Regions from separate parts of the Homo sapiens genome. Here all the other regions are linked to region 1. Evidence: chromatin contacts called from ENCODE Hi-C or POLR2A ChIA-PET data. All regions are on one chromosome and are shown on one strand. The core of a region is the stretch at or near the end of the contact, and the rest is flanking DNA. Distances in the headings are between cores, read along the strand shown. Region 1 overlaps RAP1GAP2 (RAP1 GTPase activating protein 2). Region 2 holds the start of TRPV3 (transient receptor potential cation channel subfamily V member 3). Region 3 holds the start of HASPIN (histone H3 associated protein kinase).

Evidence for each region. Hi-C counts contacts between places; a loop is a spot of excess contacts on that map. ChIA-PET counts read pairs that join two places held with the same protein, here RNA polymerase II (POLR2A). Pooled maps may share reads with other maps.
Region 2: a map of B cell shows a loop between it and region 1 (6-fold over the local background). The contact joins the promoter of TRPV3 here to the enhancer-like site in region 1. A Hi-C loop is called at or near these places in 1 of 168 maps with a recorded cell type or tissue (B cell), 11 of 37 single-sample maps with no recorded cell type and 5 of 50 pooled maps. POLR2A ChIA-PET finds 5 or more read pairs at or near these places in 2 of 52 experiments (HEK293 and WTC11).
Region 3: a loop to region 1 is called in a pooled map, with 6 times the contacts of the local background. The contact joins the promoter of HASPIN here to the enhancer-like site in region 1. A Hi-C loop is called at or near these places in 2 of 37 single-sample maps with no recorded cell type and 5 of 50 pooled maps. POLR2A ChIA-PET finds 5 or more read pairs at or near these places in 1 of 52 experiments (naive thymus-derived CD4-positive, alpha-beta T cell).

Annotation. Positions count from the first base shown.
Region 1 is chr17:3,001,393-3,005,932 of GRCh38, forward strand. It overlaps RAP1GAP2 (RAP1 GTPase activating protein 2), which reads left to right. Exons shown (of 25, transcript NM_015085.5): 15 at 3,977-4,048. Among named protein-coding and RNA genes, the nearest start is that of RAP1GAP2-AS1, 38 kb to the left of the region's middle. RefSeq lists enhancers at 1,147-1,316, 2,227-2,356, 2,527-2,576. Within about 2 kb of position 2,304, at least 36 of the 41 ENCODE cell types and tissues checked have a DNase peak (open chromatin) inside an H3K27ac peak, as active enhancers do; they include B cell, where a contact is called at or near this core.
Region 2 is chr17:3,556,562-3,561,141 of GRCh38, forward strand. TRPV3 (transient receptor potential cation channel subfamily V member 3) reads right to left here and starts at 1,251. Exons shown (of 18, transcript NM_145068.4): 1 at 1,115-1,251. RefSeq lists a silencer at 210-269 and enhancers at 1,451-2,267, 1,910-1,969, 2,050-2,099, 2,130-2,359, 2,268-3,082 and 2 more.
Region 3 is chr17:3,720,987-3,725,505 of GRCh38, forward strand. HASPIN (histone H3 associated protein kinase) reads left to right here and starts at 2,917. Exons shown (of 1, transcript NM_031965.2): 1 at 2,917-4,519. The coding sequence starts at 2,950. It overlaps ITGAE (integrin subunit alpha E), which reads right to left. Exons shown (of 31, transcript NM_002208.5): 27 at 2,702-2,758; 28 at 2,302-2,397. It also overlaps a transcript of P2RX5 not described here. RefSeq lists a silencer at 2,818-2,977 and an enhancer at 2,847-3,602.

The DNA.
Region 1 (4,540 bases), core at 1,054-3,553:
GAATCAGCCTCAGGGCCTTCCTGATGCCGGAGAAGGGACAGAAGAAGCAGGGAGTGCAGGTCCAAGCACCAGGCTGAAGTGAGGCTCGTGGAGGTAACAAGATCAGCCTCAGGGCCTTCCTGATGCCGGAGAAGGGACAGAAGAAGCAGGGAGTGCAGGTCCAAGCACCAGGCTGAAGTGAGGCTCGTGGAGGTAACAAGATCAGCCTCAGGGCCTTCCTGATGCCGGAGAAGGGATAGAAGAAGCAGGGAGTACAGGTCAGCCACTGGGCAGCTGAACTACTCAACTGCTTCTTTTAATAGACAGTTGAAGAGGAAGAACTACTGGGAAGGATCCTTGGAATGAAGCCATGTGATAGGAGGGCTCCCAGACCCTCTGGCAGAACGAGGCCTCCTGTAGACGTTTAGCATTTGCTTCTCTTTCCCAATAGGAAATGCATCTCAGCTAACCAGCTTCTCCACTTTCCCGAGACCTTAGCCGAGTGGTGCACTCATACAGAGAAAAATCAGAGATCCAAAAAAGCGCCACCCCACCTCCAGCTGTGGTGCTAGAAGTCTTTACCCACTCTTCTTCTCCTTTTTTTTTTTTTTTTGAGACAGTCTCGCTGTCACCCAGGCTAGAGTGCAGTGGTGTGATCTTGGCTCACTGCAACCTCTGCCTCCCGGGTTCAAGCAATTCTCCTGCCTCAGCCTCCTGAGTAGGTGGGATTACAGGCACCCACCACCATGCCCGGCTAATTTTTGTATTTTTGGTAGAGACGGGGTTTCACCATGTTGGCCAGACCGGCCTTGAACTCCTGACTTTGTGATCCACTGGCCTCGGCCTCCCAAAGTGCTGGCATTACAGGCGTGAACCATCATGCCTGGCTGTCTTTACTCTTTCTTCTAAGCCACAAAGCACAGCATTGTCCTCAGAGGGGTGATGAGAAGCAGGGGGGCAGGGCTTCCCGGAGGAGCAGGCTGTGGTACCTTGATCGTGCACTCCACCTGCCAGGCAGACACTGAGGCTGGAAGGCCAGACGTGTGAATGAGGCCAGGGAGGGGGACCAGCCTTCCAAGGCACTCCCCAAAGCGCTGTCCATCCACACTCCCGGCAGCACCCCAGGTAATTAGCAGACTGCGAGGAGGACCCGGTTAGATCCCCCAGGGGGCCTGGGTGAAGCAGGACCTTAGCTGGCCCCTGCAGGCTCAGGGGCTGTGGCAAAGAAGGCTGAGATTTCCTCTGGGACTGAGTAAGCCCCAGGAGGCCTCCACTGGGGAGGGTGAGCTGAAGAAAGAAGAGTATAAAGGAGGGACAGGGTTGGGTGTGTGCAGGAAGGGGTCCTCTTCTGTCCACGGAGGGGCCGGGCTGCCTGGGGTTCTGGTCCTGGCACTGCCTCTGCTGCGTGACCTTGTTCCTTCCCTCTCTGGGCCTCTAGTTTTGTCTGTGTGAAATGAGGAAGTTGGATTAGACACCTGCAGGCTGCTAGCCCTGACATCCTGCGGGAGGGAAGGAGGCGTGCTTGGGTGTGTGTGTGTGTGGTGGGTTGCAAGGTGCTTTGGGGAAACTCTATTTCAGGAGCCCTTTACTGGGTGCAGGTCAGCAGGGGAAGTGAAAAGGCCACTGGGCGACAGTGGTTACCCCTTACCAGCTGCTTGCTCATGCCAGGCACGGTGCTGGGTCCTTAGACGCACAGTCTTGAATCCTGACAAGCCCCTGGTGAGACAAGACCTCTCGCTAGAGGGAGGAAATGGAAGCTGAGAGCTGAACCCACTTAAGGCCTGAGGCCACAGAGCCAGGGAGCTGTGGCTGAGGTCCTGTCTGGGTCTGCTTGCGGTCTTGGTCATTGAGCCATCAGAGCAGGCGAGAAATTGGCTCCACGGAGTCGGGTGTGCACGAAGCATCACTCTGGATTATTTTTCAGAAATGAGTGTAGTCCTCATCCTGCCTGCTTGGAAGGAAAGTCCAGCTCAGCCATCACCAGGACTACCCCTTTCCCTCCCCCCTATCCCTGCCTCCCTCTCCGGAAGTCCTCAAAGGTGTCAGGAATCTCAGGTGAAGCCCACCGCCGGGGAGGGCCCTGTCTTTGTAGCCCCCTCCCCGTTTCCCGTCACGACTTGTCTGTTGCTCGGACGATGCTCTGTGTGCCACCGCGGCTCCCAGGCCACTCTTGGGCGTGGGGCCTTTGTCACGTTTGAAGCTTTCTGAGGTTCCCAGTGCATCCTCATGACCCACACCAAGCTCCTTCCTCCTTCCAGCCATGCAGGTCCCTTCCCCAGAGTCACCTGCATCTGCCTCTCTCCCTCCCTCCAAGCCCTCGCTGGAGGCCCTCGCTGCATTTAGAAAACAGGAAGGTGGGGCTGTGTTCAGGCAACTTCTGCTTTCAGTCCAGTGACCCAGATGTCCCCAAGAGGGGGGAACAACAAAGGCCTGGCCGCCTGGTTGGAATGGGGTCAAGAGAGGCGCACAATGAGGATGGAAGGTGAACGCACGTCGCAAGGAAGGGCCCTGTCCTCCGTGTGGCCCACAGGGCTCTGCTGTGGGACTGTCCAGCTGGAGGGTTGGATGGACTTGAGGATGTGTCTGAAGCCACTTACACGGTCGGCACAGACCACTCTAATGCAGGCTGGAGGAGGAGGGGGAGTGGGGTGGGAAGGGCAGAGCTGGGGCTGCCCTCTGGCCTCTGTCCCAGGTGCCCACGGTCTGCAGTCTCCCCATAGCCTTCCCACACCCCCACCCCTGATTCTGGCTCTGTGACTGAATTCTTGACCTGGGCCACCGGTGCCTGGTGGGTGGTGGTAGGGAACCGGGTTCAGCTGCTGGAGCCCAGCCAGAAATCACGTCAGCCGAACGCGCACCATTTCCTGACTCGGGGCACTGCAGTTTGGGCTGGGCAGACAGCCTGGAGCTTGAGAAGAGAAAGCCCGTATTGACCAGCTCTCTCCCGCTCCGTTTCCCCTCCGGACTCTGGCAGGGCCTTTCCTTGGCTCGGTGCCCAGCTGCCTGCTCACCCGGCCTGGCAGACTCTGCATCTGCTCCACTTCACAGGCCGGGGAGGCTGGCAGCACGCCAGGGCTGGGCTCACGTCAGCGGCTGTGTAGGGAAGGGAGGGCAGTCTCCCGAGAGCCTCACAGCCTCGTGGGCTGAGAATAGGTGAAGTCAGGGCACCTCTGTGCAGAGGGAAGGCGGGGTGTGGGGCCCGTCCCACGCCTGGGCGACCCCCATGCAGCGAACCTCGAGGCCGTCACTCTAAAGCTCAGTCTCACTCAGGGTGCCAGAGGTGCGCGCCCCACCCTCAGTTCCTAGCCTGGGCCTAGGACTGGCTGACCCCGTGTGTGGGGCCAGGGCTCCCGAACACGGGTCCACCGGCTGCACGAGAGTTTCCGGGGGGCCCTACCCTTCCGATTCGGCAGGTTTAGGCCAGAGCCCATGAACCCAGTCTGTATTTTTAAACACCTGAAGCAATTTTGAAGCAATTCTGATTTATGGCCGAGCTGAGGAGTCAGGCTTGGGAAGAGAACCCCAGAGACGGGTCGGGAGAGGTCTGGATGCTCTGTTCCTCTGCGGCTAATCACCTGTGGGACTTGGGGGCTTCTCTGTGTGTCTCTGGGCATCTGTTTCCTCATCAGGGAGAACAGTTCTCCCTGTGCCTTCTCAGTAGGATTAGCGTCACGGTCGAATGAGGTCACGAGATGCCATCTCCCGGGCACTTGTATGGCATTAAAATTAGGGTCCCAGCCCTGTCCAGTCATCTTGCCAAACCTGCTTCTGGCCTCCAGGAATGCAGATGAGAGGCTGCGGATGGCCCCACACCGTCCGGCCCCACTTCTAGGAACAGGGTCAGGGCCTGTGCTGGCGATGCTCACAGGAGTATTTTGTTTGTGTTCTGGGAAGAGGAGGAGGGAGAAGGTGAGTAGCTTTGTAAGGAGCGTGGCTCCCGTAGGGGCAGCGCTCGTCTCTTCCCTCCAGGTCCGTACCATGACTCTGTTTCACTCAGGTCTCTGTCACTGCGCGGGAAGATGTGCCCACCTTTGGTCCACCTCTGCCCAGTCCCCCCGTTTTCCAGAAGGTAGGACACTCTTCCTTCTGCCCCTCTCGCATCCACGATGCCAGGTCTCAGTGCTTGAGTAGCAATGGTTGGGATGGAGCCAAATTCAGGCTGGGAACATTAGGGAGCTCCTTTTGCAGGTTTTGGGGGGAACCTCCTTTCTTGGGGTCTCTCCCCACCTCTTTCATGCTGCCAGTCTGGCCCAGCATAGGACCACTTGTCAGGGTGTTTGACACTGGGGTTGCTTTTCTGCTGAAAGACGGGCTTTTATGTTGAGCCCCGGTCAAGGAGCCTTGGGCAGGAATGAGCTCCAGTCGTGGAAGTGCCACTGTGGCTTCCCAGGACCAGGGAAGCGGGTTTCCTTGTTGGGATATTTGCAAGTGGGCTTGGCCTGGGCTAGAAATGATCCGCTGTCGGAAGGGACTTTTCAGGGGTTCTCCCCATGGCCCCGGCTCTGCCTGCCTGTCACTGTGGCTGAAGACCTTCTGGCAACAGCCGAGAGTGACAGACCTG
Region 2 (4,580 bases), core at 1-2,500, 550 kb after region 1:
GGCCACTGGTGATCCTACCCCAATAGGAAAGCTTCCTGGAGGAAGTTTCCGGAGCCAGGTGTCATCAGGCTGGAGAGAGTCCCCCGCCCTCCAACTCAAAGGGAGCAGGCTCAGGATGGAGGAGGCATCGGCGAGGGAGAGCTTTGGCCCTGGAGCGTAGGCAACCTTGAGGCCAGGCAGGTGGAGTAGCCCACAGAGAGGGACTCCTGGGCACCCGGCCCTCCCGTGTCCAGTCACGGCCTGATGAGGATGGGCAGCCTCTATGGCTTTCCCCATCCCCACGTGGCCTTTGGTGGACTAAAAGGCTGGGATGCACCGAGCGTGAAGGAGACAGAAGAAGGGCACGTCTCTTGCCCCTCCCAGGGCCTCTGGTTTCCTTTCTGAGAAGTGGGCTGAATGGTCCCCAAGGACTCTGTGGCCCTGAGAGCTGGTTGCTCTCTCTCTTCTCTGGGCCCGAGAATGTGGCCTGCCCTGGGCCTCTGGGGCAGGAGAGGCTCAGGGAACTCTGGACTAGGGCCGCAGCAGCTATCATTAGCTCCCTGAGTCACCCCGTAAACCCCACGTTCTCACCTGCTGGACTCTCTTGTTGCCCTGGCCCTCCCTCTCTCTCCCAATCCCTGACACTGATTGAAATGGCCTTTCCCGGGCGACAGACCAGGCCGCGGAGCCACAGCTGCTGACTCAGCACCTGTGAGATGCCTGGGCCCCGTCTGTCTCCCACGGTGGGGCCACCTCCTCCCATCCTGAACTCCCATCACAATCCTGCCCCAGAAAGCCACCTCCCTGGGTCAGCCTCGGGAGGCAGGAGCCTCTCCTCTGCCCCCAGCAGTGGTGAGATTGAGATGTCCCTCCCCAGGATTCCCAAACCTCAGGGGAATGTTCCTGAGTCTGTAAGGACCTATATTCTCACACATCCCTACAGCCAAGAGTGCAGCCAAGAGTGCCTCCCTACAGCCAAGAGTGGGCCCCTGGCTGGGGCCCAAGCTCCTTCCAACCCTCCTCCCAAGGCCTATTGGCCAAGGGCAGACATGGCCCAGAGGACCTCTGAGGGCCACGCTCTGGGCTCCCCAGGGGCCTTGGAGATCACCAGCTGCCTTGTGCACAGAAGACTCACCTGGTGAGGTTCTGGGTGGTCGTGGCAACCCTTGCCCTGAGATCACCGCATGTCTGGGGCCCAAGGCCCCCGGGTGGGACTGTGGCTGAGGCGGCGGGAAGCTCTCATTGCAGGCAGAGGGATGGCTGGAATGAGGCGTCAGAGGCAGAACTGGCTGAGCCACCTGCCCTCGGCGCCAGGCAGGCCACGCCCACCAGCCACAGCTGCAGCACCCGCCCACCCACGTGGCCCGTGTGAGTCACCCCCACACCCACACAGCAGCCTCATCCCCACCGGAGAAAAGGCAGGGGAGGCCGCAGGTGCCAAGATCGAAGTTGTGGGTCCAACTCCTCCCTCTCTGGCATTCCATGCTGGGCAGGGACTGCCCATCTCAGGCCTATTTTTCCAACTAGGAAATGGGAATGATAACATCTACTTTCCAAGGGAGCCGTGAAGAGCCAAAGAGATCACAGAGGTGGGAGGGCCTAGTGAAGAGTCAAGCGCTCTGCTCTGTCCCCTGGGAGGGAAGACCGCAGCCCAGGCCTAGCCTGGTTGACCTCAGGGTGGCCAGCCCCAAGACTCGGCACTTGTTCTCAAAAGTCGGTTCCTGGGATCAGGTCTCTCGGGGACGGAAGTCCCCATTTAATGCTGTCCACCAGCAGTCACGCATCATGGCCCTTAGTGTCAGCCTCACCCCTTCCTGGCTGAATGACCTTAGCAGGTCATTTCTCCGAGCCTCAGTCTCCTCATCTGTGAAACGTGCTTCATAAACCCACTTTGCAAGGTTATCGTGGGGCTTCAACAAGTACAAGTAGAAAGGGCCAGAACAAGGCCCAGGGCACGGCAAGAACTCAATAAACAATGTCAGCTCTTAGCTATGATTGCTTTTGTCATCTCAATGTATTCTCCCAGCAACTGCCCAGGTTGCCCTTCTCCAAGGCCAGGGCGTCATAGAAGGAATCGGTGCCCTCTCTCCTGGCCCAGGCTGCAGCTGTGAAGTGGGTGGAGTGAGTCAGGATGGCCGTGTGTGTCTCGCGTCACTCAGGAACTGCACACCTGCTCCCCGGGGCGAGATGTGGACAAGACACAGCTGGGACAGAGCAGGAAGTCTCTGCTGACGCGGCCGCAGCTGGCGCCTGATGGGCAGGGAAATCCCCAGCTGTGAGCCTCTCAATCCCTCATCATCACAACCTGCCTGGCCTGGGGAGGAGGCAGGAGGCAGGTGAGGCTTCTAGGCCACGGGAGAGCAGGACCTATGGCCGGTAAGGGGCAGACCAGACTTGAGGGTGTGGGTGAAGCAGGAGACCGCTTCTGCCGTTGAAGTCAGGGGGTCCTGAAGTTCCCACTCACAATCTGAAATCTCATGACTGTGCCTGAAACTCGACCGGAAAAGCCCGATCTGGGGTTGAGCACGGCCTCCGGCCACTAGCTTACTCACCCTCTCCCGACCCAGCCCCGCGCCCTCCCTGTTTGCCTCTGGCGGCTCAGACGCCTGGGGAGGAAGCTGCTGCCAAATGTCAGTGCTTCCATTTTGCTCGTGTTCATAACTTTTCTCAGAGGGCAGGTGGGAGCTGGTGAAAAAGGCCCCTGTCTCCCACCCAGAGGTGTGCCCTGTGCCCAGCAAGGAAGAAGGGGACCCCCGCTCTGCTATGAGAGGCAGCAGGAGCCAGGTCACCCAGTGGAGTCACAGTCACTACTTAGGAAGCCCGAGCCCATCCTAATCCCACCCCAAACACACAGAAGCAGCAGCTTCAGCCCCTTAGATGGTCTATATTCAACCCCATTTAACCCAGCACATGGTGAGAGCCCACGGGAGAGGCCGTGGCAAGGGCGCAGGTGGACAACGAGGGATTCAGAACTGGAGAAGGCCGTGTCCACCCTCGTGGGCCACAGGGGACACAGGCTCAGGCAGGAACCATGACCCACCATGTGGGTCATCAGGACAAAATGGGCTGAGACCCCCAAGGCGGGAGGAAGTCCCTGTGATGGGGTGTAGGGGATGAGTTCGGGAAAGAGGGAGCATCTGCCTGGACTTGGAAGGAGGGAAGAGGCCACAACATGGTGAAACCCCGTCTCTACTAAAAATACAAAATTAGCGGGGTGAGGTGCTGCACACTGTAGTCCCAGCTATTCGGGAGGCTGAGGCAGGAGAATTGCTTGAACCTAGGAGGCAGAGGTTGCAGTGAGCCGAGACTGCACCACTGTACAGCCTGGGCAACAGAGCGAGACTCCGTTTCCAAAAAAAAAAAAAAAAAAGAAAGAAAGAAAAAAGAAAAAGAATGGAAAAGTGAAAAGGAATATGATCAGAACAAAAATATAACATGCTATAGTGTAAATGCATACAACACATTGGTCAATGCTATTAAGTTTAAATTAAACACACACACACACACAGAGAGAAACAGAAAAAAAGATAAAAGATAAAATGACCACTTCATACTCTTTAGAATGGCCCAAATCCAAAATGTTGACAGCACCAGCAAATGCTGGTGAGGACATGGAGCAACAGGAACTCTCGGCCATCACTGGTGGGAATGTAAAACGGTGCAGCCACTTTGAAAGACACTTTGGTGGTTTCTTACAAAACTAAACATACTCTTACCATTCAATCCAGCAATCACACTCTTTGGTGTTTATTCAAAGAAGCTGAAAACTTATGCCCACACAAAAATTGCCCATAGATATTTATAGCAACTTTACTTATAATTGCCAAAACTTGGAAGCAACCAAAATGTCCTTCAGTAGGTGAATGGATAAAGAGTGGTACATCCGGCCAGGCGTGGTGGCTCACGCCTGTAATCCCAGCACTTTGGGAGGCGAAGGCAGGTGGATTGCTTGAGGCCAGCAGTTCAAGACCTGGCCTGGGCAACATGACGAAACCCCATCTCTACAAAAAATACAAAAAAATTTGCTGGGCATGGTGGTGGGTGCCTGTAGTCCCAGCTACTCGGGAGGCTGAGGCAGGAGAATGGCGTGAACCTGGGAGGCGGAGCTTGCAGTGAGCCGAGGTTGTACCGCTGCACTCCAGGCTGGGCGACAGAGCAAGACTCCGTCTCAAAAAAAAAAAAAAAAAAAAAAAAAAAAAAGAGTGCTACATCCAAGAGAATGGAATGTTATCCTCCAATAAAAGAAATGAGCTCTCATGCCACGAAAAGACCTGGAGGAAACTCTAATGCATAATACTAAGTACAATAAATCAATCTGAAAAGGCTATGTATTGTATTGATGATGCCAACTACATGACATGCTGGAAAAGGCAGTAAAAGATCAGTGGCTGGCCAGGCACGGTGGCTCACATCTGTAATCCCAGTATTTGAGGAGGCCAAGGCAGGTGGATTGCTTGAGGCCAGGAGCTCAAGACCTGGCCTGGGCAACATGACGAAACCCCATCCCTACAAAAAATACAAAAATGAGCCAGGCGTGGTGGCTCTCACCTATAGTCGCAGCTACTCAGGAGGCTGAGGTGGGAGGATCTTTGAGCCCAGGA
Region 3 (4,519 bases), core at 1,667-4,166, 720 kb after region 1:
GGCATGATCATGGGTCACTATAGCCTCAACCTTCCAGGCTCAAGTGATCCTCCCACCTCAGTCTCCTGAGTAGCTGAGACCACAGGTGCACCCCACCACACTGGGCTAATTTTTGTATTTTTTGTAGAGATGGGGTTTTACCATGTTGCCCAGGCTGGTCTCAAACTCCTGGGCTCAAGCAATCCACCCACCTTAGCCTCCCACAGTGCTGAGATTACAGGCATGAGCCACCACACCCAGCTTATTCATTTTATTTAACGTAAGAGATTTTTCCTTTTTTTTTTTTTTTTTTTTTTTTTTTTTGAGACAAGGTCTCACTCTGTTACTCGGGCCGGAATGGAGTGGCTCAATCATAGCTCACTGAAGCTTCAAATTCCTGGGCTCAAACGATACTCCTGCCTCAGCCTCCCAAGTAGCTGGGACTACAGGCATGAGCCACCATGCGTGGCTAATTTATGTATTTATTTATTTTTAAGAAATGGGGTTTCACTATGCTGCCCAGGCTGATCTTGAACTCCTGGCCTCAAGCAATCCTCCCGCCTCAGCCTCCCAAAGTGTTGGGATGACAGATGTGAGCCACCACACTCACAATTCTTTTTTTTTAAATTATTTCTTGTATCTGTCCCTTTCTTTTCCACCCCCATTGCTACTTCTTCAGTTGAGACCTCACAAATGTCACCTGGATCACTGTAAAACATTAAACTTGATCACTTGATCACTAGTTCCCACTTTAGAATAAGTGATCAGGGAAGGCCTCTCTAAGAAAATAACACGTGTGGCCGGGTGTGGTGGCTCATGCCTGTAATCCCAGCACTTCGGGAGGCTGAGGTGGGTAGATCATCTGAGGTCAGGAGTTCAAGACCAGCCTGACCAACACGATGAAACCCCATCTCTACTAAAAATACAAAATTAGCCGGGCGTGGTGGCTCACGCCTGTAATCCCAGCACTTTGGGAGGCCAAGGAGGGCGGATCACCTGAGGTCAGGAGTTCAAGACCAGCCTCACCAACATGGAGAAACCCCATCTCTACTAAAAATACAAAATTAGCCGGGTATGGTGGCGCATACCTGTAATCCCAGCTACTTGGGAGGCTGAGGCAGGAGAATCGCTTGAACCCGGGAGGCGGAGGTTGCAGTGAGCCGAGATCGTGCCATTGCACAACAAGAGCGAAACTCCGTCTTGAAAGAAAGAAAAGAAAAGAAAAGAACACCTAGGTCGGGTGCGGTGGCTCACGCCTGTAATCCCAGCACTTTGGGAGGCTGAGGCGGGCGATCACCTGAGGTCAGGAGTTCGAGACCAGCCTGGCCAACATGGTGAAACCCCCTCTCTACTAAAAATACAAAAATTAGCTGGGCGTGGTCGCCGGCGCCTGTAATCCCAGCTACTCGGGAGGCTGAGGCAGGAGAATCACTTGAACCCGGGAGGCGGAGGTTGCAGTGAGTAGAGATCGTGCCACTGCACTCCAGCCCGGGTGACAGAGCAAGACTCCATCTAAAAAAAAAAAAAAAAAAAAGAAAAGAACACCTGAGCTAAATTTAAGAAGAAACCACCTACGTCAGGACCTAGAGGAAGAGCAGTGTCAAGCAAAGGAACAGCAAGTACAAAGTCTTGTGGCCAGAATAATGCTGTACTGGCGAGCTAGAAGAATAGGACAGAATAACCCGATTATAAAAGGGGCAGTGGGAGAGAAAGGCGAGTACTAGGAGATGAAGTTGAAGAATTAAGCAGAGACCAGATCAAGTACTGCCTTGCTCTGGCCATGAAAAAAGTATGGATTTTAGTCTAAGTGTGCTCAAGCATCAGTTTTGTTTGTTTGTTATTTTTAATAAGCAGGGGAATGGCACAATCTAATGTCTGCTCTTAGAAGACGGATAGCTGTTACGTGGGAATTATTTGTAAAGAATGTGGGAAAAGCAGAGGCAAGAAAGGCAGGCCGAAGGTTATTGCAACAGCCCTGGCAAGAAAGGGTAGCTTGAATTACAACGGCAGTGGAAATGGAGAGAAGTGAATGGGTTTAGGATATATTTTGGCCCTGAAATGGCAGGGCTTGCTGCTGGAATAGACGTGGGGATGTAGGAAAGAGGAGTCACAGGTAATCCCTCGAGTTCCTTGTACTGTAACTGGAGTATATCTCCCTCCTGAGGGTAGCTAAGGAACGGGTTGGGACAGAGGGTTGGTTTTTTGCACCAAAAGATCTATTTTGGACATGGACATGTTATGCAAAGATGCTATTATCTCTTCTAGGGGCGATGCCCGTGAGCAACTGGATAATCAAATCTGGAGCATTTCAGTCTCAAACACCTCCTCAGAGTGATCCCAGGAGATCTCTGCAGCCACGGTGACATTTTCTTTATCTGAAGCGATGACACAGCTCACTGAATGCCATTCTTCCACATGCTGGAAAAGCGAGGTCTAGTGAACACAATTCCTTTCCGTGCGGAAAGTCTGAAATCTTTTTAACACTTCGGACACAGAGCATCGTAAGGTCCCAGAATAGAGGGTGTGAGCAATTTCAGCGCTCACCTCGGCCCAAGCGAAGCTCCAGCGGGAGCAATTGAGACCCAGGGACGAAGCTAGGGAGGGCCTGGCAGCCCCCGGCACTGGCCGGCAGGGGTAACCCAGGAAAAACAGTCTCCTGGCCTCTCGTTACCCGCTTCAGGCCCTCCGCCCTCCCCTGGCCTCTCGGGACGGCCGCGCTTACCTGAACCGAACTGTACGCACAAGCGCGCTCCTGACTCCAGGTGCACACCGTGGAGGCCTGAAACGAGAGCCATGACCGCGACGCGCTGAACAAACCAAGCCGCCAGTTTTCCGTCCCGTCCCGGCCCCGGCCCTGGCGAGGTGCGCATGCGCAGGGCCGGGAGCTAGGACCCCGCGGCAGGCGGGCGCGTCCGCGTCGCACGGAAGTCTCGCGATGTTTGCGTTTGAACCTCTTGGCGGGTGCCGGCCATGGCGGCTTCGCTCCCGGGACCTGGGAGCCGGCTTTTCCGCACATATGGGGCTGCGGACGGCAGGAGACAGCGGCGGCCGGGCCGGGAAGCCGCGCAGTGGTTCCCGCCGCAGGACCGGAGGCGTTTCTTCAACAGCAGCGGCAGCAGCGACGCCAGCATCGGCGACCCCTCGCAGTCCGACGATCCTGACGATCCCGACGACCCCGACTTCCCCGGCAGCCCGGTGAGGCGGCGGCGGAGGCGTCCCGGCGGCCGAGTGCCCAAGGACCGGCCCAGCCTGACCGTGACCCCAAAGCGCTGGAAGCTGCGAGCTCGCCCAAGCCTAACCGTGACCCCAAGACGCCTGGGGCTGCGAGCTCGGCCCCCGCAGAAGTGCAGCACACCCTGCGGCCCGCTCCGACTTCCGCCCTTCCCCAGCCGCGACTCCGGCCGCCTCAGCCCGGACCTCAGCGTGTGCGGCCAGCCCAGGGACGGCGACGAGCTGGGCATCAGTGCCTCCCTGTTCAGCTCTCTGGCCTCGCCCTGCCCCGGGTCCCCAACGCCAAGGGACAGTGTCATCTCGATCGGCACCTCCGCCTGTCTGGTTGCAGCCTCAGCCGTCCCGAGCGGCCTCCACCTCCCAGAAGTCTCCCTGGACCGAGCATCTCTCCCCTGCTCCCAGGAGGAAGCGACAGGAGGAGCCAAGGACACCAGGATGGTCCACCAAACCCGCGCCAGCCTCAGGTCAGTTCTCTTTGGCCTTATGAACTCAGGAACCCCTGAGGATTCTGAGTTTCGGGCAGATGGGAAGAATATGAGAGAGTCCTGCTGTAAAAGGAAACTGGTGGTGGGAAATGGACCAGAGGGTCCAGGTCTGTCAAGCACAGGCAAGAGGAGGGCCACAGGCCAGGACTCTTGTCAAGAGAGAGGGCTTCAAGAGGCCGTCCGGAGAGAGCATCAGGAGGCCAGTGTTCCCAAGGGCCGCATTGTGCCAAGGGGAATAGACAGGCTGGAGAGAACTAGATCAAGCCGGAAGAGCAAACATCAGGAGGCAACGGAAACCTCTCTCCTCCATTCCCACCGCTTTAAAAAGGGCCAAAAGCTGGGAAAAGATTCGTTCCCCACCCAGGACCTGACTCCTTTACAGAATGTCTGCTTTTGGACCAAAACCAGGGCTTCCTTCAGTTTCCACAAGAAGAAAATTGTGACTGATGTGTCAGAGGTCTGCAGCATCTATACCACTGCCACTTCTCTCTCTGGATCCCTCCTATCAGAATGTTCAAACCGGCCTGTCATGAACAGAACAAGTGGTGCTCCGTCCTCTTGGCACTCCTCCTCTATGTATTTGCTAAGCCCCTTAAACACTCTAAGTATTTCAAACAAAAAGGCATCTGATGCTGAAAAGGTTTATGGGGAATGCAGTCAGAAGGGTCCTGTCCCCTTTAGCCATTGCCTTCCCACAGAAAAACTGCAACGCTGTGAGAAGATTGGGGAAGGGGTGTTTGGCGAAGTGTTTCAAACAATTGCTGATCACACACCCGTAGCCATAAAAATCATTGCTATTGAAGGACCAGATTTAGTCAATGGAT